Linked DNA regions of Homo sapiens: region 1 is linked to region 2. A link is a loop called in an ENCODE intact Hi-C map of the cell type or tissue named here. Cell type or tissue: heart right ventricle. All regions are shown on one strand. Each heading gives the region's core, and the rest is flanking DNA. Links, peaks and the distances in the headings are about the cores only.

Region 1 (16,274 bases), core at 6,249-8,748, 70 kb after region 2:
TTGTTACAGCTGCCCTAGAAAACTAATACAAACACAAAGGTAAAATTGGGAAGATGTGGCTGAGTGCGTTATGTTAAAGAGACCCTGGGGTGCTGGTTGGCTGTAAGCTCAGTCGAAATCAGCAGTGCTGTGTGGCTGCTAAAGACAGCCAGATCAGAGTTGAGGCTATGTTAACAGGAGATGCACTAGCTAAGCATACGGGTATGCTGGTCAGGCCTCACCTGGAGGGCCATCTTTGGTCCTGGAGACCTCAACTGTAGAGAAGTGGGAGATCTTCAGAGTCCTATGCCCAGAGATGAAGAGACAAGCCAGAGGAGGACTGCTGAACTGGGGAAGAGGTGGCAGGCTCATCAACTTCCAATGTTTGAAGAACTGTGGCATGGAAGAGGGATGAACACCCAGCCACAGCGAGAAGAGATGGAACCCACAGGGAGAGAAACAGACTTCAGAGAAATAAAATAATTATATTAGGCATTGTCACCCAAAACATCAAATGGGCCGTCTCATGGGCACCTGAGCTCTCTGTCTCTGAGAAACTCAAGACTCCACCTGCTGACCACTCAGTAGAGACTTGTGCCAAAGACTCAGGCAACCTGCAGCTCCAAAGAGGGTCCACTCACATTCCCAGCCTGGCTTGACACCAGCAACTTGAGATTCTTACCTATTTAAAGTTAGAGGCCACCATGCGATGTCTGGGCCTCAAGACTGTTCATCTATGGCTTCGGCAGATTAAACTGTGTGCTGACACAGGGACTCATAGGCCTCAGAAGATCAGGTTTGGTGAGACCCAGGTCCACTGGAGGGAAGAACCTGCTCATGCTCACAGAATAGGGTCCCAGGAGGATGAGGGGTGGGAAGGAAAGCTGCCCTGACTCTCCACTGTCCAGGGAGTGAGGGAGCTGGCAGCCCAAGCCTTAATTGATCCCTAACTTGAGGGAGCCCCACATTGGTGTGTGCTGTGAGGGGACACAGAGGAACCTACACCCAGACCTCTCTTTGAGGGGCTCAGGGAAAACTCACTGGGAAGACAGTATTCTGTAGGAAAGGCAACTGTGATGTCGGTAAGAAGATGCAGTGATCCCTAAGTATACCTGGGGGACCAGTCCCAGGACCTCCTGCAAATTCTCAAATGCACAAATGTTCAAGTTCCTTATATAAAATGGTGTAGTGTTTGCCTATAACCTACACACATCCTCCTGTATACTTTAAATCATCACTTAATTACTTGTAACACCTAATACAACGTAAGTACTACGTAAATAGTTGTTATACTGTGTTGTTTAGGGAATAATTACAAGAAAAAAGTCTCTGTACATGTTTAGCATAGATACATTTAAAAATTTAATTTAATTTAATTTTTTTTAGAGACAGGATCTCATTCTGTCACCCAGGCTAGAGTGCAGTGATGCTATCACAGTTCATTGCAGCCTTGAGCTCCTGGGCTCAAGCAATCCTCCTGCCTCAGCCTCCCAAGCAGCCAGGACTACAGGTGCATAACACCATACCTGGCTAATTTAAAAAACCCTTTTTTTGTAGAGGTAGGGAGAGCCTTGCTGTTGTTCTGGCTAGTCTCATAATCCTGGCCTAAAGTGATTCTCTGGCTTCAGCCTCCCAAAACACTGGGATTACCAGTGTGAGCCACTGTGCCTGGCCTCAGGTGCATTTTTTTTTTTTTTTTTTTTTGAGACGCAGTCACTTTGTCACCCAGGCTGAAGTGCAGTGGCGCGATCTCGGCTCACTGCAAGCTCCACCTCCCAGGTTCACGCCATTCTCCTGCCTCAGCCTCCTGAGTAGCTGGGACTACAGGCACCCACCACCACGCCCGGCTAATTTTTTGTATTTTTAGTGGAGATGGGGTTTCACTGTTAGCCAGGATGGTCTTGATATCCTGACCTCTGATCTGCCCGCCTCAGCCTCCCAAAGTGCTGGGATTACAGGCATGAGCCCCCGCGCCTGGCCCAGATGCATTTTTTAAAAATATTTTCAATCCAAGTTTGGTTGAATCCTCACATGGATTCCACAGATACAGAGGGCTGACTGTACTTTCTAGGATTATTAAGTAATGAGCTCATTTAATCTTCCTTTAAACACAGCCCTACCTCATCTTACAGTTAAAAAAAAAAAGAAAAGAATGCTCAGAAAGGGAAAGGAACTTATACAAAACTCACAACCAAAAAGCAGCCACGCTGTGTTTGAAGCCAAGTCTGTCTCATTTTCAAACCCATACTCATTCCAAGGTTCTCTAGTGCTTCCCTAGTAAAGGGTTGCAGGTTGTGAGTTTCAAATAAGCACCACAAGCATCCAGCAACAGAAAGAATGACCTAATGTGGTCTAAAGCAGTGTCTCCAACTGTAGCATGCAACAGAATGACCTGCAGGGCTTTTAACAGCACAGGTTGGCCAGGCGCAGTGGCTCACACCTGTAATCCCAACATTTTGGGAGGACGAGGCAGGTGTTTCACTTGAGGTCAGGAGTTCAAGACCAACCTGGCCAATATGGTGAAACCTCATCTCTTCTAAAAATACAAAAATTAGCCAGATGCAGTGGCGGGTGCCTGTAATCCCAGCTACTTGGGAGGCTGAGGCAGGAGAATCACTTGAAACTGGGAGGCAGAGGTTGCAGTGAGCCAAGACTGCATCACTGCACTCCAGCCTGGGCGACAGAGTGAGTGAGACTCCATCTCAAAAAAAGAAAAAAAAAAAAAAGGATTTTTTGCTGGACCCCAGACCAGCAAAAGGTTGGTTGAACCTTTTTAGTGGGTCTGGGGTGCAGCCCAAGAATTGTTGCATTCTTAACGAGTTCTGGTGGCACTAATGCCACGAGTCAGGGGCTTCGCTTTGAGAATTCCTGCTCTAAAGAAATCAGGAAAGGAAGTGGTGTTCCAGCCTCAGAGCCGCAAAGACATAGAGGTACACTGGTTGGATGACCATCTGTTCCCAGGGCAGGAGTCCTGCAAAAACCAGGCAGCAGAACTGCTGGCCAGTGCTGAAACAGTTTACTGTTTACCCATCTGTTTACCCATCGGGTTGGGAAGATGCTCATTCTAGAAAACCTAGGTTCCTGTACTTTTCACTCTGGGCTCTTCTGGTTCTCCCGAGCTGAAGAGTATGTTTTTCCATAGGAAGTCCTGCTTCTTTTGTGGTTGACCACAGTCACCCTCAGCGTTTTCTCCCTGTCTTAACAGAGGAGCTTCTTTCACCAGACCTTTTGTGGCTAGGCTTCCCAACCTCCTCCTGACACCAGATGCCCTCCACGAAGCACACTTGAGTTGGGCAGGGTCCCCTCTCAAATCCATATTCATAAATAAGCACAGAATGACCAGGAAGAACCCAATCGGGACCCCACATTTCTCTTAGCTCCATTTAAGATGGTGTTGTTTTGAGCCACCCCATCACCTTGTCGGCTCTGATGAAGCCTATGCACAATTAAACCCCTCAGATCTTTTTCTCAGGACCTCAACCAAATCAGGTCTGTCCCCAACATCCAATTCTCCACTTTAAACAGTATCTGATTTCCAGTAGAAGTCAGACTGCCTATCCCCTGTCATGACTATAGCATGCCTCCCTGACAGCCTTATATTCCATACTGGGAAAGTAGCACCCAAATTCTTCCAACTGGCTGGAGAAGCTGTAATAGGAATACGTCATAACTTGGACCTGCTCAGCTGCAAGGCATGCTGGAATCTTGGCAGCTGGTCAGTGAGGAGCAAGAAAAGTTTTCTAGCATGGGTTACCTGGATAAAGGGATGAGGACATGACCCAGGAAGTAAAAAGGAAAGGGGGGCATTGATGAATAGCATCCCCACTCTACTGCTATTTGTACTGAGAAATGCCCCTCTTCTGCTGGAGAAAGACACAGCATATGTCCATGGGATGCTGAGGGAATATTTGTGAACAACTTGTTGACAACAAGCCAAGAGTTAACACCAAGAGGATTGAGAAAAGCCTATGTAGTGGTTAAATGTGTAGGCTCTGGGTTTAAATCCCAGGTCTACTACTTATTAGCTGTGTGACCTTGGGCAAATCATTTTATTTCTCAAGGTTTCAGTTTCCTCATGAGGAAAGTGGAGATAAAAATAATATGTGGGCCGGGCACAGTAGCTCATGCTTGTAATTCCAGCACTTTGGGAGGCCAAGGGAGGTAGATCACTTGAGCCCAGGAGTCTGAGACAAGCCTGGGTAGAAACCCCGTCTCTACATGAAACACAAAAGTTAGTCAGGCATGGTGATGCATGCATTTGGTCCCAGCTACTTGGGAGGTTGAGATGGGAGGATGGCTTAAGCATGGGAGGGTGAGCCTGCAGTGAGCTGTGATTGCACCATTACACTCCGGCCTGGGTGACAGAGTAAGATCCTGTCTCAAATAAATTAATAAATCTTTTTTTAAATGTGTACATAAGGCACCTGAGGATTAAAAGAGATAATGCACATAAAAAGTTTACCAGGCCGTTGTATAGTAACAACTGTATAAACCACAGCTGTTTTTACGGAACACTAGCTGGAAGGCATTGAGTGTTATGGTTCAGGGGCTGGAGGTACGAAGATGAAAGGGCTGAGCAGGTGAAAGGAAAAACAAGGATGCTGGAGGTGGGGGCAAGGGAGCCTAGGAGTTCCTATGAAGGGAGAGGCAGCATTCTGTGGAACTGATCTGGAGGCAGAGCCTAGGACCAAGGCTAGGTCAAGGGATTCTGACCTCAAATCAGGGACAGGGAAGCAGTCAGCGCGAAGCCTCAGAGGAGAGCAGTGAAAAGTGTTTCTTAAACTCTGAATCCAAAAACTTTTTATTGCTGTAGGAAGTCAGTCAAAAACGGTCTAAATGGTCCATGTGAAAAAGCATCAATATTCCACTTCTAGAAATCTGTTCTGAGGAAATAATCATTGATAGGCACAAAGATTAATGTGCAAGGATGTTCACTGCAGCATTATTTATAATAGTGAAAAATGGTTTACAATTTAAATGTCCAACCACGGGGGGTTTGTTAAATAAATTATGGCGCATCCGTATGATGGAATACCAGGCAGCCATTATAAAGCCCATCTTAGTAGGATACTTAGGAAGGGGGAAATTATCACAATATGCTGTTAAGTGAAAAGGCTGGTTACAAAAAGTACAATCACAATTTGGTTACATACCTATCTAGACGAAACATACAAAAATGTTGAATTAATATTCATTACTTTTGTAAATGCTTTTTAAGAAAAAAATGACCAAAAGGAAGTAACCAGACAGGAGCTCTCACAATCAGCTTATAATAGAAAGTCATTAAATTCAGAACACAAACAGTAGCTATGATCTGGATGCCAGGAGCTATAGCTGGTGCCCATTAGAAAGGACCTGGCTGTTTAGAAGGGTTGAGGGCTAAGAGGTTCTGCATGCCATTGGCATGAGGCCAGGTAGAGCCTAGAAAAGAAGATTTAGGTCAGTGGCTCTCAACCATGGCTGCCTATTCGAAGCTCAAAAAAATACCAGTGCCCAGGCTCCCCCCGCAGAAATCCTATCTTAATTAAGGTCTAGGATAGGGCTGGTCAAGTCTGTATTTTTTAAAGCTCTGCAGGTGGTTTTTACGGAAGCCAGTGAATTATGTGTTGAGCTGGACCAAGCCACGGTTACCTGTATACAGAGGTAGACTTGAGGCTGTTCACCCCACTTCACAGCCCTCTTCTCTCTGGACAGGGCCCAGCAGGAAAGTGAGGAAAGTCTCACTCTGGAACCTGGAGAGCTGTTGAAAGGGAGCATGTGCCCCAAGGCACCTGGTCTATGTAGAAACATTACCCTCAGCCTTGGGGACATTCATGTAAGTGCTCTTTAGACCTTGCCTGTTTGGAGCTTTTACCACAAGGACACTGCTCTACACTTAGACTCCTGATGGGACCTAGGGTATCCCTGATGCCAAACACTGAAAGTCCAGGCTCTACCAAAGGAGGAAGGAAAGAAAGCCCGGATCCCGGGAAATCTGCAGGGGTCTGACCCTGCATCAGCCAGAGCTAGTGGTATTTTCCTCTTCTGTCCTGCTTTCGGGCAGAAATACACACCAACCAACAGGGCAATGTGTAAACCTTAAAAGCAGTCTGCTTTGAGTGGATGAGGCCTCTCAGAGAGGGCTCCTAGCTTCCCCCAGGCGCCTTGAGGGAAGAGAAGCAGAGGGAGCTGGCTGCTAGAAACAAAAGTTTGTATGAAATGATAAGATCTGCCCCAGCTACTCACTACAGATATAGAGTTACTCAAGGCACCGAAAGCAGGGAAAGAAGAGGCCTGAGTTGGGTGCTTCACACACTTGTCCCTGAATAATTAAGAGCCAACTGCAGCTCTTTTGTATTCCTAACAGGGGGGCTCTTGGGAGGCCTTCCGGACAATGGCTAGGGCAGTAGGGAGGGAGCTATGGCTCAGGTAGACCAGTGGGACTGGCAAATAGGGATGGATCTAAATTGTTACCCTGCAAGCCATTTCCCTAAAGTTGCCTCCCAGGGCGGGCTTACATCAGCTCTGGCAGGGAACGAAACTGCGGACAGAACTGCGGTTAATCCAATGGTCAGCCGGTAACACACAGATTTGGAATACCTTTCATCTACATTTATATGTGCATATATGTATGTATGTTTATATGCACATGTATGCCTCAATATACAGCAGAGTTACCTTCCAGATGATATTTGGCTCAGGCTGAGGCAAAAAGGAAAATGCATTCTCTGAAGATGCAGTGACTGGCAGTCGGTCAGATGGGTTAACAACAGGGGGGTTGGATGGTAACTGGAAACTATCCTGAGACTCACATTCCCCACAAAGAATCCACAGAAAAGTCAACGAGCCACTCCTGGAAAATCAAGAAGCGACTGCAATATCCATTCAAAACCACTGACTTGAGGGCCAGAAAGGGCTTTAAGATTCTTCTGAACACCTCCCTTTCACAGATGAAGAACCCAGTGGTTTGGCAGAGGTGCTCAAGCAGAAAAGCCTCCCTCATTTCTAACCCAGCCTCCCCACTCTGTAACTGAAACCTGTAATTTGATCCTCAGGGGACTGGCAGGACAGATGGTCACTAAACATCCTTCAAGTACCAACCTTTCCCATCACAGAAGATGCTGGCCAGGACATTTCTGGTTCAAATGAAAGATACTCTGATAATATCGACAAGGCTTCAAATTCAAACAAGTTCCATGCGCAAGTCTGATTAAGTCATCCTTATTAAACGCAGAACAATGAGGACAGTGTCATGGCGGGATTCAGCACATACAGCATTGCCTTTAAAGCTTTCATGTACTCAGGGAAAGCCCGATGGAATCCTTGTCCTTCTATTTCAAGTCAGAGAGTGGAGGAGAATCAGCAGACCAACTGCCAAGAAGAGAGCTCAAGGTTAAACTCTCCTGACCCAGTCCCCATCCCAGAGGTCCCTCCTTCTGCTTTCTCTCCTGTGCCCAGCAGCAAATTGGACAGAAAACCATCTTCATTTTTTATTCCACTTTGAAGCCACCAAGTCGAATAATTTCTCACTGGTGAGTCCCCCACTCAAATCAGGACTGAGAGGCCATTCTGCAAGGTTTGGGTTTCATCTCTCATGCTCACTAAAACAGAAGGGAAGGGAAGTATCATGGCAGAGCCACACAACATTCAGCACCCTTCTGTCCCTTTCCTTTCAGAACTCGACTCTCAGCTGGAACTTCTCCCTGCCATTTTCTAGCATTCAAGCTGGTTATAAAGGAAATTTCTTCAGAAGGAGAGTATTGGAGGAGATCCATCTGAAATAGAGAATGGCATACACGAAGATCCTGTTCCAGATTACCCATTAGAGGATCATCTCCTCAGCTAAGGCAGATGTCATCAAACCAAAAGTCACAGAGAGGGGGGTTTGCAAAAGTATAGCACGATGCCAGTGAAAAATCCAGGTGTTGTCCACACAAGCTATAAATGAAGGGCTCAATTCTGTCAATTCAATGAAATTCCATTAGTCCAGGCATTTGCTTTGGCCTCTTGCCATACATTTAAGACCAAGTTAGTTAAGTGTTGTCATAAATTTAAGGCCAACTTAGTGATAGGTAAACTCATATGGAAAGATCTGAATGTAAAGAAAACTCATTCATTAGAAGTAACTATTTCCAGCACACACACACACACACACACACACACACACACACGAAATGAAGACAAGCTAGTGATCAAGGTGACTGAATGAGGCAAAAGATGGTCCCCAGAACCCACTGGGGTTTAGATCTTTAAGTATAAGTAACACTCCCTCCAAGCACTTGTGCATCCCCAGAGCTCCAGATGCCCAGATCTCCAGGAGCCTGGCTTTGCATCTATTTACACCACAGGTACAAAGTAGGTGTTTAGCTTTGATGAGTGAGGAATCTGAGGCACAGAGAGGGAACTTGGAACTAGGAAACAGCTAAGGTGATGGGATCCTAGCCCTCTCACCCTCCCCCAAAACCCTGGACTCCAAGTCCTTTGGACAACTCCACATTAGCTGTCAGGTCCCCCAGACAAACCCACAGGGGAAAAAACACCACAGTAAATCACCACAGATGTTGAGGCAATGCTGATAATTGTGTACCCTTAGTCATGCTGATTTACCCCATCCTGGGAGATCAGAGGCATGTGTTGTTTACTGTTGTATCCATGGCTCCTAGAACAGTGCCTGGCACATAGTAGGTGAGTGAACACAGGAGTTTACTGCCACTGGATGGTCTCTTTTACCCTGTACCCAGGCAGTGACAAAGCCAACACTTGAAGATCATGGGAAACATCTGTCTACTGCCAGGGTATAGGTGGTGGGGCACCAGAACTCAGCTCTGGGTTCTTTAAGGCAATATAACATAACAAGGTGGCATGCACTTCTAATCAGGGATCTTGTCTTTTTGTCTTCTTTGTCCATTCTACCACCTCAGTCATCAATGAAAGTGGTGAACTGGTTGGCTGGTAATGAGTTGCTAACTCAGATCATTGGATATAAGAGGGTGACCAAGACTAAGCACGGGAGTGTTATGGTCAGTGTTCAAATAATTGGACCCAATAGCATCATCTTCCTAAATACACATACTCCATCCATAAATGTCTGCTGTTCCTCTATCCCCTTGATGGGTTCCCATCCCTCTTTTTAGATCCCCACTCAGGCATCAGGGCTTTCTGGATGTTCCTTGGAATCTGCAAACATCCAATGTGAGCTTCTAGTCTTATCTCATCTAACCCTATTGCTACATTAGATGAAACAAAAAGTTATGGTTGAATTTTCTCTTTTTTGTAAAAAATAAAATTGGTTTACACCCACTGGATTCCCAGTGGGAATGGGGACAGGAGATCTGAATCCAGTCTTTGCTCTGCATGTGGAACCTTATATCAATGGATGTGATGTGCTCAGATTTGAGTAAAACAAGATGGCTCCCTCAAGGAACTTATCATCTGACAGAAGAATCTTAATGGGCCCTGAGAATGAGGGTGAGCCAAGGGCCCAACAGGTCAGAGGTAGAACCAGGCCATGAGATATTCCAGTCAATCCCCAAGGTACAGGGAGACAAGATAACATGTATATCCAAGGCAGATGAGCTCACTTCTTAGAATCTTAATATCTTTATCTATAGATATAAGGGGTCAGGCTACTTAAAGGCTGTTAATTGATTTTGTTAGGATCATTTCACTTGGCCAGTTTGGCTTTGAACTCCCAATTGTCCATAAGCTGGGCCACTCTAATTGCCTGATCAACACACTGTGACCTGCCTGCCCTCTGTAGGCATTTGAATTTGTGCTTCCCCTGACATGGACAATCTCCAGGGCCTCTCCCAGCTTTGAGTCTCAATAAGAAGTGACCACTGTAGGGTCTTTCAAACAAGCCAGGAAGTTCATCCTAAGACAAGAAAGTTTCTGGGGCTCCTCCAGTCCTAATGGGGAGGTAGCAATCTACAGTGTTGGGCTGGACCTCTCGGCTTCTCTGGTTTTCTAGTCTGGCACTAGAAGTGGTAAAGGAACTTTTTCCCCTCCCTAGTGGGAAAGGAGGTGCTGGCTGTCCTATCTCAGGGCAGAGTCAATAAGCCCAGCTCTCTGTCCCACCTGAGTCATCGAGTTTTTTTTAACCCTTCCTCTCCTAAACCCTTGGGTCATCAGGCACCTTGCTGCCTGTACAGCCACTGCATGTTCCTCTCCATGTTCTCCCTCCCCAAACACATAGACAAGTGTCTCAGGATCAAACTGGTGAACTTACTAACCTCTCTGGGCATGGGCTCGGCCCTGTACCTCTTTTTATCTACCAGCATTTAGCATGGTGCATTGCACATAGTAGGTGCTTAAACAGTGTTAGATGTCCACGGTGATGATTATGGTCGCTACTGTTGGCTTTGGAGGAGGAAGGCTCTGGCACTGGCTGCTTGGAAAAAGAAAAGGGATGGAAGATCTGCCATTCCTTCCCAAACTGGTGGTGATAGGTGTTGATATGGAGAAAAGAGCTCCCCCTGAAACCCACACTCACCTACACACACCTTTCCCAACACAGCAAGCCAGAGGCAGCCCTGCCCCGAGTGGTCTACCCCCACGCCCCAAGGCCCAGAACAGTTCTCACCGCCCCATGAGTGACCAAGTGGCAAGTTCCCCCATCTCTCCTATATTTTATCTCCTTTCCTCCTCCGTTGAAAATCTAGACTTCGGGAAAGGTACTGGCTGTTTCTTTCCAAGCTGCTTTCAAATCTGCCCCCCTTTTCCGTAATCTTGAGGTCCAGTTACAAGGTTCAAGTTCCCCTCTTGCCCCTTCCTCAAGGTCATCTGTCCCGGCTTAGAAAAGGTGAGAGGCCACTGCTGATTGTCAAGAAGAGAACAGGCTTAAAAAGATGAGCTGAAGTGGGGAGGCCGAGGAGCAAGCAGGCAGGGAGGGCTGTGGAGAGAGGCCCCGAGGCCGAAGTGGGTTGGGGTGCCTGAGAAAAGCGGAAGGAGGTCGGATTCACTAGGGGCTGAAGGAAAAAGATGGGGTTAGGGCCAGAGAAGGTAGGATCGTGGTGAGGTCTAGACACAGGCAAGCTTCCAAACCCTCAGTCCCAATTCCGTTGGCCGGGAAGGAGTGCATGCCAGGGTAGCCCGCCCTCCCGGCTCCTGCTGCTCTCACCCCGCCCCTCTGCAGAAAGCCTGGGCAGGATCGCAGGGGTGCGGGCAGAATCCAGCGCTCCTCTCTCCCCATCCAGACTCTCGGCCCACTCCCGCCTGGCGCGGCGGGCAGTCGGAACTACCCAAAGACTGGGCTCGAGGTGGGGGGCGGGGGCGGGGAGGAGGGGGCCAGAACGGCGCTGCAGGTGATCCTCCTCCTTGTTTAAAGTTTGCGGTGGGCAAAGGAGTCGGCTCCGTTGGGCCGGGTTTTCTCGAGCCTCGCCTTCTTCCTCCGCCGGTCCGGCGACCACTTCCCTCTTGGCTCCCGCCCCGCGCGGGTCCCCGATCCCCTCTCCCGTCTGCATCCCTCTCTGTGCCCGAGCGCCCCCCGCTCCCTCCCTCCTCGCTGGATCTCCCGCAGGACGTGAGCGGAAAGTGAATGGGCAGCCCCAACCACAAAGACAAATTACCATGAGAAACATAAATCGGGAAATCGCCGCTCGCGTCCCTGCTTCCAGCTGCCGCACCCCTCTCCACCCTCCCAGCCGGGAGTGCGGGGCCCTGAGCCACTGCCCCTGGAGCCTGGTGGGCAGAGTTCACGCTCCGCAGGCCTGGTCAGGGCAAGAGTGTCCTGGAGGCGGGTCTGGGAAGAATCCGGGCGGCGGCTCCGCAGGCGGCGGCGGTGGAGCAGGGACGTCCCTGAGCGGGAGATTTCACACTCTGGGCGGGCCACGCGTTCCCACGCGCCTCGCCGCCCGCACTCTCCCTCAGTGCTGTTTACTAGCCGGCCCTCTCTGAGCCTCCATCTCCGCACCTCTGTCCCTCCGTCCCTCAGCCTCACTCGTCCGTCTCCTTCTCCAGGCCTGGGTCCCGGGTCCCCATCGCCGCTGCAGCCCAGATGCGCCGACCACAGCCCTGGCAGGGCCCAGTGCAACCCGGACCCAAGCTGGCTGGCGGCGGGAACGCAGCAGCGATGAGGGCTCTCAAGCCGAGGTGGCAGCGGGAGGCGCGGAAGCCAGGGGACCCCCTGTCCTCCCGCCCGCAGCCTCACCTACCTGGCTTCAACTTGCCAGAGCCCGGACCCCTACCTCTCTACCCCGATACCCACCCGAGTTGCTGAAGTTTGCAAGTTGCAGCCCCAACCCGCGCAGGGGAAGCGCCCGGGGCTCCCGGGACTCACCTCCCAGAGGCGGGTGCAGGTGCCCGGTTCCCCGCGGCTCCCGACTCCCGGGCGGCGCGGAGCGGCGGGAGCTAACCAGATGGGCTGGCGGCCGGTCTGGGAATGGGGCGGCCGCGCAGGAACGGCCTCCAGCTCTCAGCGCTCCGGTGCAGTCCCCACCCGGGCCCGCGCCCGCTGCGCTCGGGCTCCCAGCAGCCGCTGGATGCGCTGCCGACCCGCCCGGCTCGGCGGAGCTGGGCTCTGGCACCAACCCCCGCGCTCCAACTAGCTCCCGACCCGGCGCTCGGAGAGAGCAGGGAGGAGGAGACCGCGGGAGCAGAAGGAGGGAGGGGGCGGTGGGGGAGGAGTTGCAAGCAAAGGGAGAGAAGGAGGGGAGCGGGAGCGAAAAAGAGGAGGGGGCTGGAGCAGACCTGCCGCGGCGGGCGCTGCACCCGCCAGCCTCGAGGCGCGCGGAGGAGCGCGAGGGGGCGCCCTGCATCCCGCGGCTGCTCGGCCGACTCCCGCCCCGGGCCTGCCGAGTGTGGTGACCAGCCCGGTGGGCCGAAGCCCCTTCCCCGGCCGGCATTCCGGCGGCAAGACCTAGGACTCCGAGCACTTGCCGCCGTTTGCCACATCCCGCCTTGCCGTTCTCGGTCACCCCATCTCGAATGTGACATCCCCGAGGGCCATCGGCGCGGCCTGCCCACCCCAACACTCAGGGCCTGAGGAAGCTCCCCCAAACCCCACTCCGGACTCCCACATTCCCCAGCCCCGTCAGTTCGGAACGATCTTCCTGCCTGTGGATTTGAAGGGGAAGGGACCTCGTGTAAAACGGGGGAGAGCCGTTATAACCTGCAGCGGCAGAGAGGGAGGCTAGGCTGCTGGGCTGGGCTGGAAAGCCAGAACTGGCCGGATTAGGGTTAACCTTGCAAACTGTACGATACCGAGCGAACCTCTCCAAGCCTCAGTTTCCTCAGCTGTAAACTGGGGTTAGTAATACGCACCCTACAGAATTGTGAAGAACGAGTAGGGGATACGGGGAGTAAAATAACATCAGGAACAGTGGGAGGGCAGCCAAGAGATGAGCGATCCGGGGAGGTGGTGGAGCGTTCTCAGCTGAGGACGGAAGGTTTAGCGCAATCACAAGGAGCGAGGCCGAATTGTTTACAAGTTTAAGTGATCTAGTGTTTCTGATGGCTAGAAGGCGGGAGAGAAAGATTCAAGGGGCAAGCTTCAAATCCTAGCTGCCCGGGCTGCAAGAGGGATGGGAAGGGAGCCCTCTGCTGAACAAAAAATATATTTGAAAATGTAAAAAAAGGTGACCTAAGAACGAGTGAGAAAGACAAAGGATTTGAAAAATTAAAACCAGGAAAGTGTGATTCTAAGAGATAACCAAAGAGAACTATGAAATAAAAATAGATAAGTTGGAGGAAGGAAAATATCAAAAGACTTTCTAGAGTATGCCAAAAATTGGATAATTAGAACAAAGTCTGAGTGAAGCATTTTACATAATAAAATTCTGGGTAAAGGAAAACCCAGATAAAGCAGAAGAATTGAGACACTAAGAGCCCCAGAGAAGCACCTCCTGCCTGCCATCCTCCTACCCCTGGACCATGGCAAGAAGCAGTTTGACAGGATAATGGGAAAGAAAGGGTGGTTCTGAATCCAAGAAGGGAGTTTATGAGACACTGTAAAAAGAGAAACAGTGCAAGATCTCAAAGATAGACTTTCTAGGGCAACAGAAATGCTGAAACTCATAATGTGCAGAATGGAGAGAAACTTGCAAAGGGAAAACACGCTCTGGACACAAAGGCAGAGATGCAGAGAAGAAAAGAAAGGAAACGGGCATGTGTGGGCATACCAGTCTGGTAGCCCAGTCTGGGGTAAAAATCAAGTTGGAAGAGGCAGCATGGGATATTGAGTCCAAATCTATCATTTTATCAACAAGGACAATGAGCTCTGGACCATTCTCCCAGAGTCCCAGGCTGAGATAGGGATAGGTCTCCTGATCTCCACCGTGGAACCTTTCCACTGCAATGAGCGTGCCCCCCCCCCAACCCCCATTCCCTGCAGAGCCATGGGGAATGTTTTTGTCATCACAAAAAATAGAAGTATGTGCAATATAGAGATACCTTTTAATTAACACAAAAAACCACGAAGCTATTCCATACTGCAGGACCAGGGAATGAACAGGAGAGCTTCCAATTTGTCTGGTTGGGAGAATAGACAAAATGCCTTCTGAGTGGCTCTGTCAGCCACAGCTCTCCCTTGAAAGATAACCAAAATATTCTCCACCCTTCACACATTCTCTCACCTGCCCTCTTGTTTGCTACCATGTTTTGATTGTGTTCATTCTTTTCTTCCCACTATCATGTCAAGGCCTTTCCTGGCTCTCCCTCTCCATGTTATAAAGTGGAGAGGGGGTTTGGGGGCTTGGCACAGGAAGGGAAGAGAGGAGACTCCAGGCTGGGGACACAAAGAGGGAAATTTTCCTTTTCAGGGGAAGCAGGAGCCAGGACAAGGAGGCACCCAAAGAGACAGACCAAGTAGCAGGGCAGCTAGCAACATTGGGCTAATTAATCCTAATTGCATCCTAAAGCATTGTATTGATTAACAGTGATTACTCAAGAGCTCTCAATACAAGAGAGCTTCAGAAGCCCAACCCTCCGGAAGAGACAGTTTCTTTACTGGCCTGGCTTACCACCTGCTCTTTGGCAAACCCAGCCTGGTTAGAATCTCTGAATCATTTACTTGGAACAAAACCTGGAGCATTGATTCCATCACCACAGTATCACAACCAGCTTCTGCCACCTTCCTTAGACCTTTGCAATAACCTATAAGATAATTGCTTCTGTTAGGAGCAATTCTTCTTCTACCGAAACATTGTAATTAAGCAGAATGGAAATATAGTAATTAACACAGTGTTATCTCAAGCAAACAAGCTAAAGAGCGGTGAATATAGGGGGTGACGGAGTTTTTAGGATTCACTCTTGACCTAGAAATTCCAAACTTATCTTGAACTAAGGTTGAAAGAGTTTAAGAAATAGATCCAAATTCTCATGCTCAAGAGCAGGAAAGGGTGGAAAAGCTAGGAGCACAACACTGTCTTCTTCCTCCCACCTGAGGGCATTTTCTGGGAGATAAAGCTAAAAAATGAGTGCAGGCTCTCCCAAGAGGCCATCTCTCTCTCTCTCTCTCTCTCTCTCTCTCTCTCTCTCTCTCTCTCTCTCTCTCTCCCCTCTATGTGTGTGTGTGTGTGTACACATGCTTGTGCATAGCCCAGGCACAAACACAAACCTTGTCTTGCAGCAAAAGGCAAACAGCCAGTCATATACTAATAGGAGACAGAGAATTGAAAATAAAAAGACAGCACGTATAATGTCCAAATTGTTTTCTGCTCCCAGAATTGCCTGCTCATTGTGCCTGGGGATGGCAAAGAAAAAAGAAAATTCCCACCCCAGAAGTCATTGTCAATTTGTGAACCAAAACCTTGCTCAGGTCAGAGGAACTGAAGTGTCACTGAATGACTGCTTTGCCATTGTCCTGAACTAATGTGAAAGAAGAGATCTTCCTTCCTTCCTTCCTTCCTTCCCATTTAAGTGTCACTCACTAAGCTAGGCAGAGAGGTCATAGGAAGAGCTTCACAGGCAGGCAGGGGAGGCAGACGTAATCATAGCAAATGCAAGGACTGCCACAGGATGGGAGCTCTGCGGGCACATGGAGAGCCAGTTACCATCCTACCAAACAGGACAAAGAAGTCTTCATTGGAAATGGCCATTCTAGCTGAGAATGGAAGATAAGGCAGGAATTTGCCAGACAGAGAAGCAGGAGGAGGCAGAGTATTCCAGGCAGAGGAAGTAGCATGTATAAAAGCACAAGGCGATATAATTAGATTTCTGTTTGAAGAATTACTTGCCCCTGGTTAACAGATTCAGAGAGAGCTGAAGCAGTAAATGTGAGCAGGTGTTTCATGTGGTGGAAAGAGCACCGCACCAGCAGTTAGGGCTCCCCAGTCCTAGGATGAGCTGGGCCACTGATGAGCTGAGTGTCCTTGGACAAG
Region 2 (16,274 bases), core at 4,848-7,347:
GTTACAAGGCTGGCAGCCTACAGATTGGTCAGAAAGGAAGTGTAACATCCTAGGGGGCTTGGAGGCTGGGGTTGGTGCTGTCCTTGATTAGGGCAACTTCTCCTGAACACAGCATCCCCAGAGCACAGTCCTTTGCCCAGCATGAATTGAGTCCCTACTGTGTGCTCAGCTGTGCTAAGGGATGTGGGAACACAAGAGAACCAGTCCTGGTCCAGGACCAGAACCAGTACCAGCTGGGCTGAGGGACCAAAGGCAGTGACTTTTAACCAACAATACGAGATCATTAGGTACGCAGAGGAAACTCTTGTTCACCTCTGAGGCCCCACAGCATCCCCTTCTGTGCCTGGCACAAAGCAGGGCCCAATAAAAATTCAGCAAACGGATAGGAAAACTCAAAGCTGTCAGAATGGGGAAGGGGAGAGGGGCATTCCTTCATTCTGTAGGAGGATGGGGCGAGAAGTCAGATTCATTCAATGCATACCTGAGGGTCAAAAATGGTCTCAAGGAACCCAGGCACACACAGAAGACATCTCCCACCTCTCTGACTTCCTCCCCCAACCCAATTTGCACAGATGGAGACCTGATTGGTCGGGAGACAGGGATTCCCCAGCTCTCCTTCCATGTCCCTGCCCCCAGACTCAGCCAAGCCAATATTGCCCCCAACAAAGCCCCTGGGAGGAAATGTTTCATTAGGAGCTGCCACAGAGGCCCCAGTGTGAGGAGGCTAGCCCTAAGAATCCACTCCTTCTGTCCCCCTCTGTCCTCTTCAGTGACAGCCACCAGCACTCCAGGAGCCATCAGAAGTCTGAGGGTGTGCACGAGTTTTGCAGGCTTAGGACATTGTTAATTTACTTTAATCCACTTAAGCCTTCAAAGCCTTGGATCCCAGCTCAAACAAGACAGCGCCGAGAAGACAGCTGGAAACCTTCCTCCCTGAGAGGAGCCAACCCACAGCTGGGAATCCCACCCTTCCACAACACCCCCAGACTCTCATTCATACTGCCTCTCCCACCTCTCAAATCCTAGGCCTCATTGGTTGATTTTTCCAGCTGGGTTCCATCTTACCCCACCCACTCCTGCAGGATGGGGCTCCGCATGTCCTCCTGTATGGGCCACCAGAGCATAGAGCAACGGATCGCTCTGCAGTGGGCAGTGGACAGAGCACTGCACGTGGAATCAGGAGCCCAGAACTGAGGACTGGCTCTGACAAGCCTCTCTGGCCCACCATGCCTAGGCCTTCCCATCTGTAAAAGGCAGTGACGATCTCCTGGCACTGCCTCCCCAACAGGGTTACTATGAGGAGGAAACCTGCCAGTGTCCCTCAAACTTAAGAACCTAGGAACCCCTGAGACTACATCTGCAGATCCCAGTGTGAGCTGCCAAGTAGGTGGTGGTTCAAGAAGTACTAATGTGACTGTAACACAACCATGACCCCCCCCAAACTGTGTAACAGATCGTGAGAGAATGTCTGGTATTTGTGTTTTGTTTTGTTTTTTTTTAGCAAGTATTAGAATGTATATACTAATTTTAGAAACTCTTATCAAGAATTTACAGACCCCTTGGAATATGTCCAGTGATTTACAGATCCCAGTTTGGGAAACACTTTCATAGGACTTTCTCATACCCTCCCTTGACAAATAGAAGGAGTTATGAGTCACCAGGGCCCTTGCACCGGGGTTTCCCAAGACCCTAAAGAGAGGGATCCCTGCAGCCCCTTAGAGCAGAAGGAAGCTTTCCAGAGATCTCCAGGCACCTCCTAATGCATGAGTCATGCTGAGACCCCTGGCCACCCCCAGCCAGGGCATCCACAACTTCCTTTTCTAGCAAAAGACTCCCCTTACCCCAGGTTGGCATGCATGAAGGGCCTGAATAAATTACGGAGAGACAAAAATTAGACCCCTCCAGCCCATTGCTGCCCATCCTTCTTAAAACATCCAGCACCAGAGGAAGAGTCTCAGGACCCCGGGACGGGACCCAGCAGTTAATGAACATCCCAAGGACATCCAACAGCCAGAAACATCCTGCCAAGGTCTGACCTAAGTCCTTCAGGACACGGCCATTGCAAGACAGGGCCAAGTAGGAAGCAACTCTTACCTTCAAAGGCCACGGTGGGGTGCTTGCTAAGGGCGCACAGCTGCTGCTCACTGCTGGGCTCACTGGAGACATCCTGGGAGCTGGAGAGGTGGGACACCAGCAGTGTGAGGCTGGGCAGCAACAGCGAGACAGCCAGGGGGCCTGCAAGCACCATGATAGGCCCCTCTGCAGTCCTAGCTCCGGGAGGCAGACAGGGGAGAAGACCTGCAACGTAAACACTCAGTCTCACCAAGCGCTCCCTCCAACTGGGCCCACTTCCCTCAATTTCCTTGTGGTTACAGTGCCCCCACAGGATTTGAAAAATAAATTTCTATTGTATTTATGTTACTCAGAGTTTGCTCTGCTCTAGTAAATGCGAAGATATAGATCACTCCCTGAAAGCTAATTTCCCTTGTAATAGCATTCTGTACAAAACTGACAAATTATAGTGCCTTTTCTATTTATGATCCCAAATGGTTTAAAATTAGTTTTAATGATAAAGGTAGTATCTTAGGGATTTTAATAAATGGAGCTGAGGCCATGGGTAGCTATTTGTAAAATGATAAATCTGGATCCATAACTCATACTTTATATACTAGGAAAAAATTCAAATAGACAAAAGATTTCAATGTTAAGGATAACAATCATAAAAATACTAGAAGAAAATTCAGGCAGGATCCTTTATATCTTGGCATGGGAAACCATGGCTCAAAATCCAGAAGCCATCAAAGAAAAGATAGATAAATTTGACTACATTAAAAAACAAACACCTGCACTTCCCCCTCCTCTCCCCAAAAACAACATCAATCAAAATCATAAGGAAAATGACAAACTAGAAAAAATATTTGCAATTCATATCACAGACAAGAGACTAATATTCCTAATATATAAAGAACTGAAACTGCCTTTGCAAAAAGTATGACAGTGCAGGAAATCTGACCTAACAGACTCCATCTTGCTTCCAGCCTGCAAGTTGCCCTTGCTCATTCCTAGGCCTAGGCCAAGCTAACTGTGGAAGGAATTTAGTTTACAGTTTAACTTTGAAGCAGAGAAGATTACAGCCCCTTCCCAAAGCAAACCACCTCCTTGCTTGGAGATCAGATCTCCTTTATAATACTAACAAATTAGCCACATTATAAGACAGTATGGCTCAGGAGTCATTCAGCCAGATGTCACAAGATTCCTAATTGCTCCTATAGATAACATTATTGTAAAACCTCAGATTGGTGTTCTAGGTATTTTTCAGACCCTGCATTCTGTTGGATCTGCTGATGCCACCCAGACTGATAAACTGGTTCATCTGACCTTGTGGCCCCCCGACCCAGGAACTGAACTCAGCACAAGAAGACAGGCTTCAACTCCCTGTGATTTCATCCACGACCTAACCAATCAGTACTCTCCACTCCCTAGCCCCACTGCTCCCCAAATTATCCTTTAAATTTTGGGGGAGGCTGCTTTGAATAATGATAAACTCCTGTCCTTCTGCTTAGCTGGCTTTGCATCTATTAAGTTCTTTCTCTATTGCAAAAACCCGCTGTTCTCAATACATTGGCTTTTCTGGACAGTGAGCAAGATGAATTCATCGGGTGATTATAGAACTTCTAGGAATCAAGAAGGAAAAGACTAACAATCCAGTAGAAAAATAGGCAAAGAATATACATACAAACAAGGGCTTAAAATATGAATGACACTTATCCTCACTCATAACAAGAGCAACACAAGTTAAAACATAGACTGAGATACCACTTCTCATCTATGGGTTTAGCAAAAATCCAAGTTACTTGCTGCAGTCTTCCGGTGAAGCAGTGGGGAGAGGGCCACTACCATATACTACTGTAGGGGTTGGGGTGTGCAAGATGGCACAATCCCTGTGGGGTGATCCTGGCAATATCTGGCAAAACCACCCATGTATTTACCCGTTGACCTAGCAACCTAATTCTTTGAGTCTACACTCTTTCTCCTTGAAGTGTGTTCCACAAACCAGTGTCAATTCACACACTGGAACAACTCCACAGTCACAGAAATGCAGAGATTTGAGAGTCAGTGTTTAAAAATCTTTACAATAATTTGACAGAGTAATTTTATGTGTATTGAATCTAATAACAAAATATTCAGGTTTGTATGTTGCATGTTTTATTTCAATTCATTTCTCTAGTAATTTACTTTTATTGAATTTTACGTAAGTATCCATCTGTGACAGATTGTAAATTGAAAAATCAAACCTGCCTCTTCACAGATAGTTGAGAGGCAAAAACAGACCACAGAGGCACCTGCACATGTGCAAAGTGACTTACGAATGAGATTGTTCATTGTGCCATCCTTTGAAAGAACAGAAAGGCAGAAAACAACCAAATATTCAGAAACAGGAGATTGCCCAAATAACCTAGGGTGTATCTTCACAATGGAATATTATGCAGCTGTTAAAAAGTGTGAAGATTTTCTCTATTTATTTTATTTTATTTTTAGAGAGACAGGGTCTTGCTCTGTCTCCCAGGTTGGAATGCAGTGGCACGATCATGGCTCACTGCAGTCTTGACCTCCTGGACTCAAGCGATCCTTCCAGCTCAGCCTCTCTAGTGGTTGGGACCACAGGCATGCACCATCATGCCTGGCTAGAGGGGCATGCTCTGTTGTAAGTGGAGGGGTCTTGTTCTGCTGCCCAGGCTTTCTGTAGGTTTTGATATGGAAAAATATCCGTATCAAAAAAGTGAAAAAAGCAAGATGCAGAACAGCTTATTAGCATGGTAACTTTTGTGAAAATAAGACAGTAAAAATAAGAACACATGTATTTATATTTGCTTATATTAGCATTGATATACACTAGAAAAATAAAACAAAACTAATCTTTGTAGGTTATCTATAAGTAGCAAAATGGGAATCAAGGCTTCTCAGTAAATACCTTTTTATATTATTTTCATTTGTGACCAGGTAAACATATTGGCTACTCAATAAAGTTTTAAGATTTAAGAAACTTTTAAACAACTAGTTTGGGTTCACTAAAACTCCTGGAAAAGCCCTAACATTTGTCTAACTTGTCGCCTTCCACCTCCTCTCTCCTTCGCTAGTCTGTCTAACATGTCACCAAGCCCCGCTGACCCTACGTCTCGCAAAGGTCTCTAACCCAGAGTGACCTCCTTGGTGTCATTTTCTTCAGCAATGAAATGAAAGGTTGAACTAGATTAGGGATCCCTGACAGGAGCTGGGGTGAATCAGAATCATCCCCCTGAGGGGGCAGAGTCCTGGGCTGGCAGGTATGGAATTCCCAGGTGATTCTGATGAGCAGCTCCCAGGGTAGAAGCTGGAGGACTAGAGGGCTGGGGCTCCTTCCTGCTCTAAGAGTTTTGCCCCAACCCTTCCTCTCTCTTCCCTTCCTACTGCCCCTACCTTACTCCAGGTCTGGAAAATTACAGTAGGATTACTTTTTTCCTGCCTAAGTTTCTTCACGTGTGTGTGAAATGGAATAATACCCATCACTGAATGGCTGCAAGCCTCCAAGGAAATAACAGCACGAAGCCAGAGCACCCAACTGACCCCTTCTCCCCCCACTCCCTCCCTGGTCTGCACCCCACAGGGAATTAGGACCCACAGCACCTTTTTGATCCCCTTATCCTCAGGCTCAAACTCGTTCATACTTTGCTCCTCCCCAGAAGGGCCTAACCATTCCTCTTAGCAGAGACCCTCTGGGAGGGAGATTTGATCCAAACCTACTCCCTTGAATGATTTTTCACACCGTCACTCACATGGAATTTATCCTCAGTGCTAGCCTGGGTCCGTCCTGTGGCATGGGGTTTCGCCGTGCTGTCCATCCTTGGAGCCCACCAACCCCTTTTCCTGACATTGACCCCTGGCCCCTCAAACAAGGCCACAGGGCTGGGGAAGAGGGATTCAAAGGGCAAGGCCAAATCTCTGGAGCCAGACAACCCGAGGCCCAGTCCTAGTCCTCCTCCTTGCTAGCTGTGTGACTCTGGGAAAAACACTTAACCTTTCTCTGCCTTAGTTTCTCCAAACTGGGGATGATAATAACAACAACAACTTCTTCAGCAGTTGTGAGGAGGAAAGGAGTTATTACCTTTAAAAGGCCTAGGGCAGTACCTGGCAGACACTGAGTGATCGACTAGCATGAGTCATTCTGGTGCTCTGGGGAAAGAGGAACAGGGACTGGAGCACTTCCTTTTGCCCTCTGACACTTATGCTGGATGCCCTCTGCCTGCACCTCCACATTTGCCCTGGCTCTCCTCCTCCCTGCTCTGCGCCAGCAGGGAGGTGGATGGATGTGGGGGAACTGCATCCAAGGAGGCCCTGCTTGGGTTTGGCCAACAGAGGGAGGAGAAGGCAGCAGAGTGAGCACAGCTGCATCCCTCAACAGACCAGAGCTCGTCTGCTTCCAGGCTTGGGAAGGAAATTGCTCCCTCTGTCCTCCCTTCAGAACTAGGGGTGGTGCCGCCTCCTTGCTTACCAGCCCCTGCGTACTGCACAGGGAGTTATCCCATATGGTTCCCAAACCCCCTTCCTACACCTTTGTAAACAGTTCCTTTATTAAACTGCCCTCACATTGCCCTAAGTGAGTATGTCATCTGTTTCCTGGGGGGACCCTGACTGATAGAACACCTCATTAGGGATACTCAATGCATATGCAAATAACAGCTTTTTAGCCCTTAGCTGGGGCTTTTCTCTTGTCAGCCCCTAAGAACAGCCAAGGTGCCAGGACAATTGCCCTCCTCTCCCCTCACTCTTTCCCACCCTCCCGCTAACCTGTGCTCCCTTCCCAGGCCTCTCTGCCTCCCCGCCCCAGGTCTGACCACCAGCTTCAGAGCCCCAGGCCTAGCCCTGTATGTGGCCAGATCCTGAGCTCCAGGGGCCCGAATTAGGAGCATATCCTGGGCCTCTTCTCCTACCCTGAACCCCAGGCCTTAAGGTACCTAAGTTCTGCAGCAGAAGTTCCATTCTCATTAGATTTTTATGTAAATATGTCCTCCAACTCCCTCTTGAATCAGTAATTGCTAGATTAATATTACTGTGTCCACCTCGGCCCCAGCACAGCACGTCTGTCTGCTGTTTCAGGAGAGAAGGGAAGGACAGGACATGACGGGTGGGGAAAGGATGGAACAGGGCCTAGATCTGGGATCTCCTCTACTCAATTACCTTCGCTCCAGGTGAGGCAAGAGCAAGGAGTCTATGCCTGCAGCTTTGCAAATTTCAGCACCACTGCAGGTATCATACTGAAAAAAGAAGAGTGATTGGTTCCCATATCACTGGAAATGTTATGGGGTCTGACTTTTCGAGGCAAGTTCTAGAATTGGGAGGTGACTTCCCAACTCCCAAGAATTCCCTATCTATGGAAATCATCTCCCCTCCATTTATGGTCAAAGGGGTAGGCCCCAGCAGCCTCATATGTACCATGGGGTCCCCATCCCAGCCATAGCTGCTTATACCAGGATGGTCATGTGATCAAAACAGACAATTCAGGTCTCTCCCACAGCAATGTGGGTGTGTGAACCCCCAAGGTCAAGTCAGTCTTTATAGAGGAAACTGGAATATGTAAATGTGTGTGGTGGTCATATTCTTCTGTTTTTTGTTTGTTTGTTTTTATGAGACGGGATATCACTCTGCTGTCAACCAGGGTGGAATGCAGCAGCATGATCATAGCTCACTGTAACCTCAAGCTGCTGGCCTCAAGTAATCCCTCAGCCTCCCAAAATGCTGGGATTACAGGCATGAGCCTCTGTGCCCACCGTGGGGCAGTTCTCTGCTACCTGCCATGTGAGCTGAGGACAATCTGAAGACAAAGACCAGTGACAGGAGACAGAGGCATGCTGACAGCTTTCCAGTTCCCTGTTCCAGCCCTTTCCTGAGGTTTAAATACATTCTACTTCCATGAGCCACCCCCACTCCCAGACCCTTGTAATAAAATTTCCCGTTTTTACTTAATCCCGTTGGAGTTGTGTCAGACTAGGAGTTGCCAACAGGCATTGCCTCCTCAGTCTGTCCTCGCCTTCCTCCTTTCTAAAGGAGCCTCTGCTTCATGAGGGCAGGAGGCAACCTGCCCTGCTCAAAACTTTTCCTAGTCTTTCAGGAAGAGGTGGCCCATGAGATGAATGAGGAGGTTGTCAGTGGGGCTTACAGGGACGTGCTCTAAGAGGGCTTCCCTTTTTCCAGAGTGGTTGGCAGATAGGAGGAATGGTGCCACAGTAGCCATCTGCAGCTGGTAAGTGACCTTTAGCCATATGCTAAGGATTGCAAAGCAGATCAAGTCAGTCTTTGCAGGGGAAACTGGAACAGAAAAATATGGGCCCTGTGGGGTGGTCATCTTTTTTTTTTTTTTTTTTTGAGACAGGGTCTCACTTTGCCGCCTAGGCTGGAGTGCAGTGGAATGATCACAGCCACTGCAGCCTCAACCTCCCAGGCTCAAGCGATCCTCCCTCCTCAGCCTCCAGAGTAGCTGGGACTACAGGCACATACCACCAGGCTGGGCAATTTTGTTTTTTGTTTTTTTTTTTTTGTAGAAACAGAGTCCACTGTGTTGCCCTGGCTGGTCTCAAACTCCTGGACTCAAGCTATCCTATCACCTCAACCTCCCAAAATGCTGGGATTGCAGGTGTTGAGCCTACCTGAGTAGTCATCATCTTCTTCTTTTTTTTTTTTAGACCGTGTCTCTAAAAAAACAAAGGACGTGACCTTTAGCCATATGCTAAGCTAGGTGGAACCTGGAATGTTGAAGATGGAGCCAGCTCTGTTCTGTCTACCTCCAGACTCCTTTCCTATGCTTGCTGTGTCTCTCGTTTCCTTCTCTGCAAAATGGGGAGAATAATAACACCCAGCTCACAGCTGTTGTGGAGATGAAATAAGTTATTTTTATCTAACAGGCCTAGAACAGCATCTGCCACAAAGTAGGCATTGTATAAGTGCTATTATTATTAGCGAATAATACAGTCTCAACTAGTTTAAGCCCTTGCTTTTCACATCTCAATTATATTAACTAAATATAATTCCTATCCCATACAGTTTGGTTTCTCATACGTACAACCAAATACTCCCAAGACAAACAGAAATTTCTATTTCTAACACGTCTGTCTGATTTGATGTTAAAATAATTCCAGAATTTCCCCACCAGCAGTGCATAGCCAATCCAATTATCCCGAGGGTTGTATAGTATCATAGAAAGCCCTGAGCTTGGGAGGCTGCTCTACCTGGTTGCAAACCTTGGTTTCATCACCTGTGAAATAAGGTTAATAGCTTCTTGCTTAGAGAGACTGCTTTGATACACCCAGAACTAAGTCTGGTACCGAGTAGGCTCTTTATGAAATCCATTAATATTAGTTTACTAGTATATGTAAAACATATTCCACTAGTTACCTAAGTATCTGTTCATTCATTTACATAATACTTCACTGAGCATTTACTGAACACCTACTATGTGCTGGGCCCTGTATAGATGAGAAAGCGGGGAGGAGGGAGGTTCACAAGACAAAACCATGGTCCTTGCCTTCAAGGAGCTTACAGTCTAAAAGAGGAGAGGAGACATGTCTCCAGTGAGCACAGACAGCGACCCATGGCCCCGGGTCTGGATGGGGAAGGGGGCACAGATGGCCAGTGCCTTGCCCTGCCTCGGGCCTGCTTGGCATTGGAGCTGGGGCAGGGTGCTCTAGGAGTGGGGGAGGGGAGATGCAGCACCAGCCAACTCCTGCTATTTTGGGAAATCTTCAGCAGTGAAGAAAGCATTTTCCCAAATCTTTGGCCAGAGCTTCTCTTGCCTTCTCTCACGCTGCTGTCCCAGTTCCCTGTGGGTTCTGGGTTTGGGGTCACTCTTATGGTGCCTGGAGGCGTGTGAATGCACGCGCATGTGTGTGAGAGAATGCACGCCCATGCACACGCCCCCTGAGGCCTCCCCACCTTGTATGGGACTTCTCCTGGGCTCATTTTCCCAGCACAGAGATTAGGAAGAGGGTTTGCTGTAACAGGGGGAGTGAGTGAAATTGGCGAGTGACAGTGAAGGAGCGCAGAGAAGTGGGGGCAGGAGCCAAGGCCGGAGCAATCAAGAGGCCTGCAGCTACACAGCGACCGGTGCCCTCTGCTCAGGGGCGAAGGATGACGGAGACAGAGGCTAAGAGAGTGTGTATCAGAGCTGAATTCCCCCACAGAGCGCAAACCAGTCTCCCAACAGGTGCCCCCTGCACAACCGAACCCTCCCCCGTTTTCAGACAGGGGATCGCCCAGACCACCCCGGGGTGGGTAGCAGCTGAGTTGCTGGTACCATTCCATTCAGCACGAGGATGCATCGGGCCGGCTCTCCTGCAACGTCCAGCAAGACAGATGCATGGGTAGAGCAGCGGGAAGCAGCTGATGTGAGTGCCCTAAAAGGGAAAAAACGTCCTGGGAAAGCGGGTGACGGGCTGCAGTCAGGCGGGTGTCTAAGAGGCCTCACGTAGAAGGCGGAACTCTCTTGAAGGGAACAAGGGTGGAGCTTCCCCAGCCATCAGGGGCGAAGAGCATTCCAGACAGAGGGCACAGCAGGGGAAAGACTTGGCTCTGGCCTATCCTTGGACAATCTGGAGAAGCTGGTGGAGAGAGGCAGAGAGGGAGATGAGTCTGGAAAGCAGGACCGAGGCCAAATCACAGTGAGACTTGAGCACAAACCTAAAGATTCAGGAGTTTTCCCTCTGCTGAAGAGGAGGATTTGTGGATAGTTTGGGACAGTAGAAAGATGTGGTCAGATCTGTGCATGCTTTGGGAAGTTTGGTGGCAGTGAGCAAGGGGACAGGTGGATTAGAGCAGGCCATTTGTCAGCAGGGCAACTCTAGACATTGGGAAGCTGGTCTTGCACCCAGAATGCAGCTGGATCTCAGCCCAATTTGCAGCCTTGTGGAGAATTCCCCAGTCCAACTGTGGGGCTTGGCTCCAGACAGAAGCAGGGAGAATGAGGGATCAGGCTGGAAGCCGTGTGGCCCACAGAGCTGCACCCAGGCAGGAGCAGCACGGCCACTCATACTGCGGCCGACAAGGAGGTCCTCTCCAGGGTAACCTCACACTTCTTTTCTTTTTAGTGTAAAAAACCATGAAAGGGTGTCATCAGGAAGAAAAAGACAACCTACGACCCTAAAAGATGGGGGCTTGAGTACAAATGCCTGGAGCATATTGACAGCATGCTAGGCACTGTGCTAAGTAAGCTCTTTCCCTGCAAGATCTCACAGCAGCTTTGCAAGAAGGCCAAGAGGTGCCCACATAAGCATCATTCTAGAAGCTGAGGCACTTGCCCAAGGTCCCCCTGCCACTGCCAGTGAAGCTGGGATTTGAATCCGCGACTGTCTGCTGCATAAGCCCACACCCTGGGCTGCTACACTCACCATCCTCCCTGGAGGACAAACTGGCCCCAGCCTTATCGTTGCATTCCACAGCCCTGGCTCCAAGTGCTCTCCAAGCAGCCCTCCCAGTTTAATTTGGTTTTCTGAGTTGGCTTCCTTACTAGGGAGAGTGCTTTCTGGCTATAAATTATTAAGCTGACTTCCTGCTGCACACCAGCCTCCTGTGAATTTGGGCTGTGGGAGGCAGTTTTTCCCAGGTCCTGAATGGCTCCAGAGAAACAAATTCTAGAGGTTCCAGATGGAGAGGGCAGACTCTGGAGCCCCAAGCCCAGAGTGATGACAGCCACCTGGCAGCTTCCCCCAGCCCAGGCCTGACAGCCAGGGGCCAGGGTGGGTGGGAAGGAAGGCGATGCTTCCTTTAGTCCCCACCTCCAGCTCAGTCCATGAGGACCTTTGGGGAAGGTGATTCAGGCCAGTCCTCTTCCCCAGGTCCCCTCCATCCTTGCCTCCATTCAAAGTCTCCACTTGGCTTCCTGCCTGGGAAAGGGGGAGAAAAAGAGAAGGAAAATAAAAGAAGAGGAAATAGAGGGGAAACCAAGAGCAGGGAAGAATGTGTACTGTCTGCAGTTTGGCAGGAAGGGAAAGCATTGTGGGGGCAGCCCTCTCCTGCCCCTGCCCAGGGCCACCGAGTATGGTGGCCCACAAGTGGGCTTCTCCGTGGGGGTGGTGAAGGCATCTTCCCACCCACACATCACTCACCACTTGTGGGGCCAAGCTTAGCCCAACTCAGCACAAAGATAAGATTGAGATGCAGATGCCTTCCCATTGCTCTGAATAGAGCAGATTTGATACGGATTTTCCTCTTTTCTTCCCTTTTAGACCATCTGGGGGACTGGGGCCCAGAGGGAAGATTTGGACCAGAGAGGCAAGGCAGAGGGAGGAAAGCCTTCCTAGCACTTTTTAGCTCTAAAATCTATGGGGGGAGGGTATGGGGAGCCTCTCCTACCCCCACCCCCTTGCCCTCTCCCAGGGGCAACTTCATCCCCTGCCTCTGCTTTCTGCAATCTGGGCTGAGTTCTTCTCTCTTCCATATATTCCTAGAAACCTCCAAGTCACGCATGTGTGTCATGAGTGTTCCGGCAGTCCTCCCTGCAGTCCCACCCACATCCCTCCAGCTGCAATGGGGAAGATAAAAGGAACAAGGTGATGACCAAAAGTTTAACAAGAAGGGCTCTGACACAGATTACATGGTTCAGCACTGTACTTTATAGATGAAGAAACTGAGGATGGGAGGAGACAGCAAGATTGGGCAGGGAGCTCGCGGCAGAGACTAAGTAATAGTAGGATTAAGTAACAGTGACAACAACAATAACAACCATGTTATTGTGTACCCAGAAGTGGTCTATGCTCTTTATATTATGCCGTTTAATCCAAACAATAACCCCGTGAGGCGGGTATTGTAATCGTCGCCATTTCGTGGATGGGAAAACTGAGGCACAGACCAGTTAAAAGTAACTTGCATGAGGTCAGACTGGTAAAAGCTGGATTCAAACCCAGGCAGTCGGGCTCAGGAGTCTGCCCCTTACTCAATGCCAGCACACCACACAGGACACAGCCATTTAGAAAATGACATTATTTGACATAGCCATGTGGGTGGAGCCCAGGCCACTCCAGGGAATGTTTGCAGATGGCGAAAATCTCATAAACATGGTCTATAATCTTCTGTATTTGTGATCATAGAGACTGGTCTTGCTCCTACAAACAGAGTAAGTCAACACACGGTAAGGAATGAAAACAAGAAGAATATAACAAGAATGTTTACACCACTTGGGAAAACAAAGTGTGAACATCGTGAGGGCAATTGTGTAGAAGACAGACATGTGGAGGAAGATGGACCAAATGCATGCACAGAGAGCATGCAGCCATCGGGGAGAACCAGAGCCCTGCCTCATAGAGTAGTAGTGTGGCTTAAATGAAATAAGGTGAATAGCATGTTTGGTTCTTGCCTTGCACAGATTAGCATTACAAATGGTGGTGGTGGTTTCACTAAGGTAATATCATGAGTAGGATTTTGTTTCTTATTTACCAAACATTCTGTAATGTTTTATTGTTTTTGCAAGGAAAAAGAAAACAAAGGGGACTTGCCTACTTTAATTGCTGAAATTAAATGCTAAGGATGTCGCCAGACGCAAATCAAGCTTATCTATTCATTAGAGTAGCCTCCTTTTCCTCCTCCCCCTGGGCAGGCTCTCTCCGTGGAAACATTTCACTATCAGATATTCAGTTGCTGCATAAAATGAAAACTGCATTTGAAAACATGCCCACAACTCAAAAACAGGCAGCAAATCCAACTAAAGGCCTGGATTTTCTTGGGATTTCCAGCACCAATTCAGTTGCTCAGCATAAATCTTTGTGGGGAGGGCCCATTTCTACTCACTTCCCCCAGTAAGTTTCTTCACATCCAGAGAGTTAGTTCTCTGTAATTCAAAGAGCTCCTACAGAGATGGATGGTGGTGATGCTTACAGGACGGTGTGAATGAACTTAATGCCACTGAACCGCATACTTGAAAATAGTTAAAATGAGTTGGTGGGAATGTAAAATGGTACAGCCGCTATGTAAAACAGTCTGGAGGTTTTTCAAAAAATTAAATATAGAATTACCATATGATCCAGCAATTCCACTTCTGGGTATATACCCACAAGAACCAGAAGTAGGATATCGAAGAAATATTTGTACACATGTTCATAGTAGCATTATTTACAATAGCCAAAAGGCAGAAGTAACCCAAGTGTCCATCAACAGATAAATGGATACACAAAATGTGAAAGATATATACAATGGAATATTATTCAGCCTTATAAAAGGAGGAAATTCTGACACATGCTACAACATGGATGGCCCTTGCGGACATTATGCTAAGTGAAGTAAGCCAGCCACGAAAAGATAAACACTGCATGATTCCATTTATATGAGGTACCTAGAGTAGTCAAATCCATGGAGACAGAAAGTAGAATGGTGCTTGCCTGGGGCGGGAGGAAGCCAGAGTTATTGTTTAATGGGTGTACAGTTTCAGTTTTGCAAGATGAAGTGTTCTGGAGATGGAGGGTGGTGATGGCTGCATAACAATGTGAGTGTACCTGATACTACTGAACCGTGGACTTAAAAAGGGTTAAATGGCCAATTTCATGTTATATATATGTTACCACAATTTTTAAAAAGGAAGAGCTGCTCAAATACAGTGGACTGAGGTCCTAGGAGGTATGCTGATGATGCCCCAGATGAGGGGGTCTTCTCCCTGCTCTCCCCTCAGTCTGGTACCTGCTGCAGCCCCCCACACTCCCCTGGGCACACTTACCCCTGACCAGTGAGAGAAGCCAGCCCCCTACTGTCCATCCACACCTTAGCTGTTGGGCTGGGGTATCAGGCGGCCCAGGGACGAGGTGGTGGGCAACAGGAGACGGACTGAAGCCACAGGGCATCCAAGAGACACAGGCCAGGCACCAGCTGGAACCACTCACTGAAGGGGGAGAATTTTGGGTAAGTCATGGATACATGATGAACCAGGCAAAAGAGATGAGGTCAGATATAGGCCAGACTGCCCCAGGGACCACATGGTTGCTGCTGTGTTTGTTTCTTGGTGCTGCTTTAACAAATCACCACAGTAATGGCTTGAAACAAACTTTTTTTTTTTTTTAGGCGGGGTCTTGCTCTGCTGCCCAGGCTCTAGTGCAGTAACATGATCACAGCTCATTGCAGTCTTGACCTCCTAGGCTCAAAAGATCCTCCTGCCTCAGCCCCCCAAGTAGTTGTGACAACAGGTTGCACCACCATACCTGGCTAATTTTTAAAACTTTTTGTAGATGTGATCTCACTATGTTGCCCAGGCTGGTCTTGAACTTCTGGCTTCAAGAGAGCTTCCTGCCTCAGCCTCCCAAAGTGTCCTCCTGCCTCTCTCTCTACAAAGAGACTACAAGCGTGAGCCACCACACCAGGCCTCAAACACACATGTATTACCTTAAGCTTCTATAGGTTAGAAGTCCAATATGGGTCTCAGTGGGCTAAAATCAAGGCATTAGCAGGACTGCATTCCTCAATGGAGGCTCTGGGGGAGAATCCACTTCTTCACCTTTCTCAGTTTCTAGAGGCTGCCCACATTCCATAGTTAAAGCTAGCCACATTGCAATCTCTAACCCTTCTTCCGCTGTTGCCTCTCCCGTGGACCACAGCTGGGCAAGGTTCTCTACTTTTAAGGATCCCTGTGATTACATTGGGCCCATCTAGATCATCCAGGATAATCTCCCTACCTCAAGGTCCTTGACTGAATCACATCTGCAAATTCCCTTTTGCATCGTAAGGCACCATATTCACAGGTTCTAGGGATTAGGACATGGACATCTTTGGTGAGCCATTATTCTGCCTGCCACACTCACCCTAGGGACTCCCGCTCAGTCATTCCCACTTGGCAAACACATTTCTGGCATCCAGAGACTCATCTGTGACTGAATTTCTGAAGAAGGAGTAGCAGCCAGCAAATGGATCCCGGCCAGTCATGGCCACATGGTCTCAGGGAAGAAGGAGCTACTGCTGGAGGAACATCGGGAAGCCCGACATGCAGGCCCGGCGGGTGGTGGAGAGGGAGGAGCAGAGATGTGGAAATGACAGGCACAGGAAAGGAGAACAGGGTCTGTCCCGTGAGAAAGAGGACGGCCACAAAATGGAAAGGGGAGATTGCGGGAAGAACTTCCAGGTGAACTGCACTACAACAAAAAGAAATTCATCAACACCGGCACACAAGGTGATCATTATTCACTTCCCAAAAGGATTTTCCAAAGTGTTCTTTAAGTAATGAGTTCCACTGTGTTCCTAAAATAGGATTTACACCCAATTTTTCAGTAACACAT

What was found. Hi-C counts contacts between places; a loop is a spot of excess contacts. Peaks named below come from ENCODE experiments on the same cell type or tissue, not always from the same donor. Only the 100,000 strongest peaks of a DNase experiment are listed, where the experiment ranks them.
Region 1: it touches region 2 in a loop (5-fold over the local background); 86 of 110 quality-filtered maps call a loop at or near these places.

The regions. Positions count from the first base shown.
Region 1 is chr3:123,015,229-123,031,502 of GRCh38, forward strand. It overlaps SEMA5B (semaphorin 5B), which reads right to left and starts at 12,535. Exons shown (of 23, transcript NM_001031702.4): 1 at 12,236-12,535. RefSeq lists enhancers at 5,206-5,871, 5,872-6,536, 13,139-13,646. In heart right ventricle, for the core only: no CTCF peak of the experiment used is centred there; no DNase peak of the experiment used is centred there.
Region 2 is chr3:122,946,412-122,962,685 of GRCh38, forward strand. It overlaps SEMA5B (semaphorin 5B), which reads right to left. Exons shown (of 23, transcript NM_001031702.4): 2 at 14,729-14,890; 3 at 2,095-2,298. The coding sequence starts at 14,852. Among named protein-coding and RNA genes, the nearest start is that of LINC02035, 68 kb to the left of the region's middle. In heart right ventricle, for the core only: a CTCF peak has its summit at 6,393 (motif pointing right); no DNase peak of the experiment used is centred there; H3K27ac peaks cover 131 bases.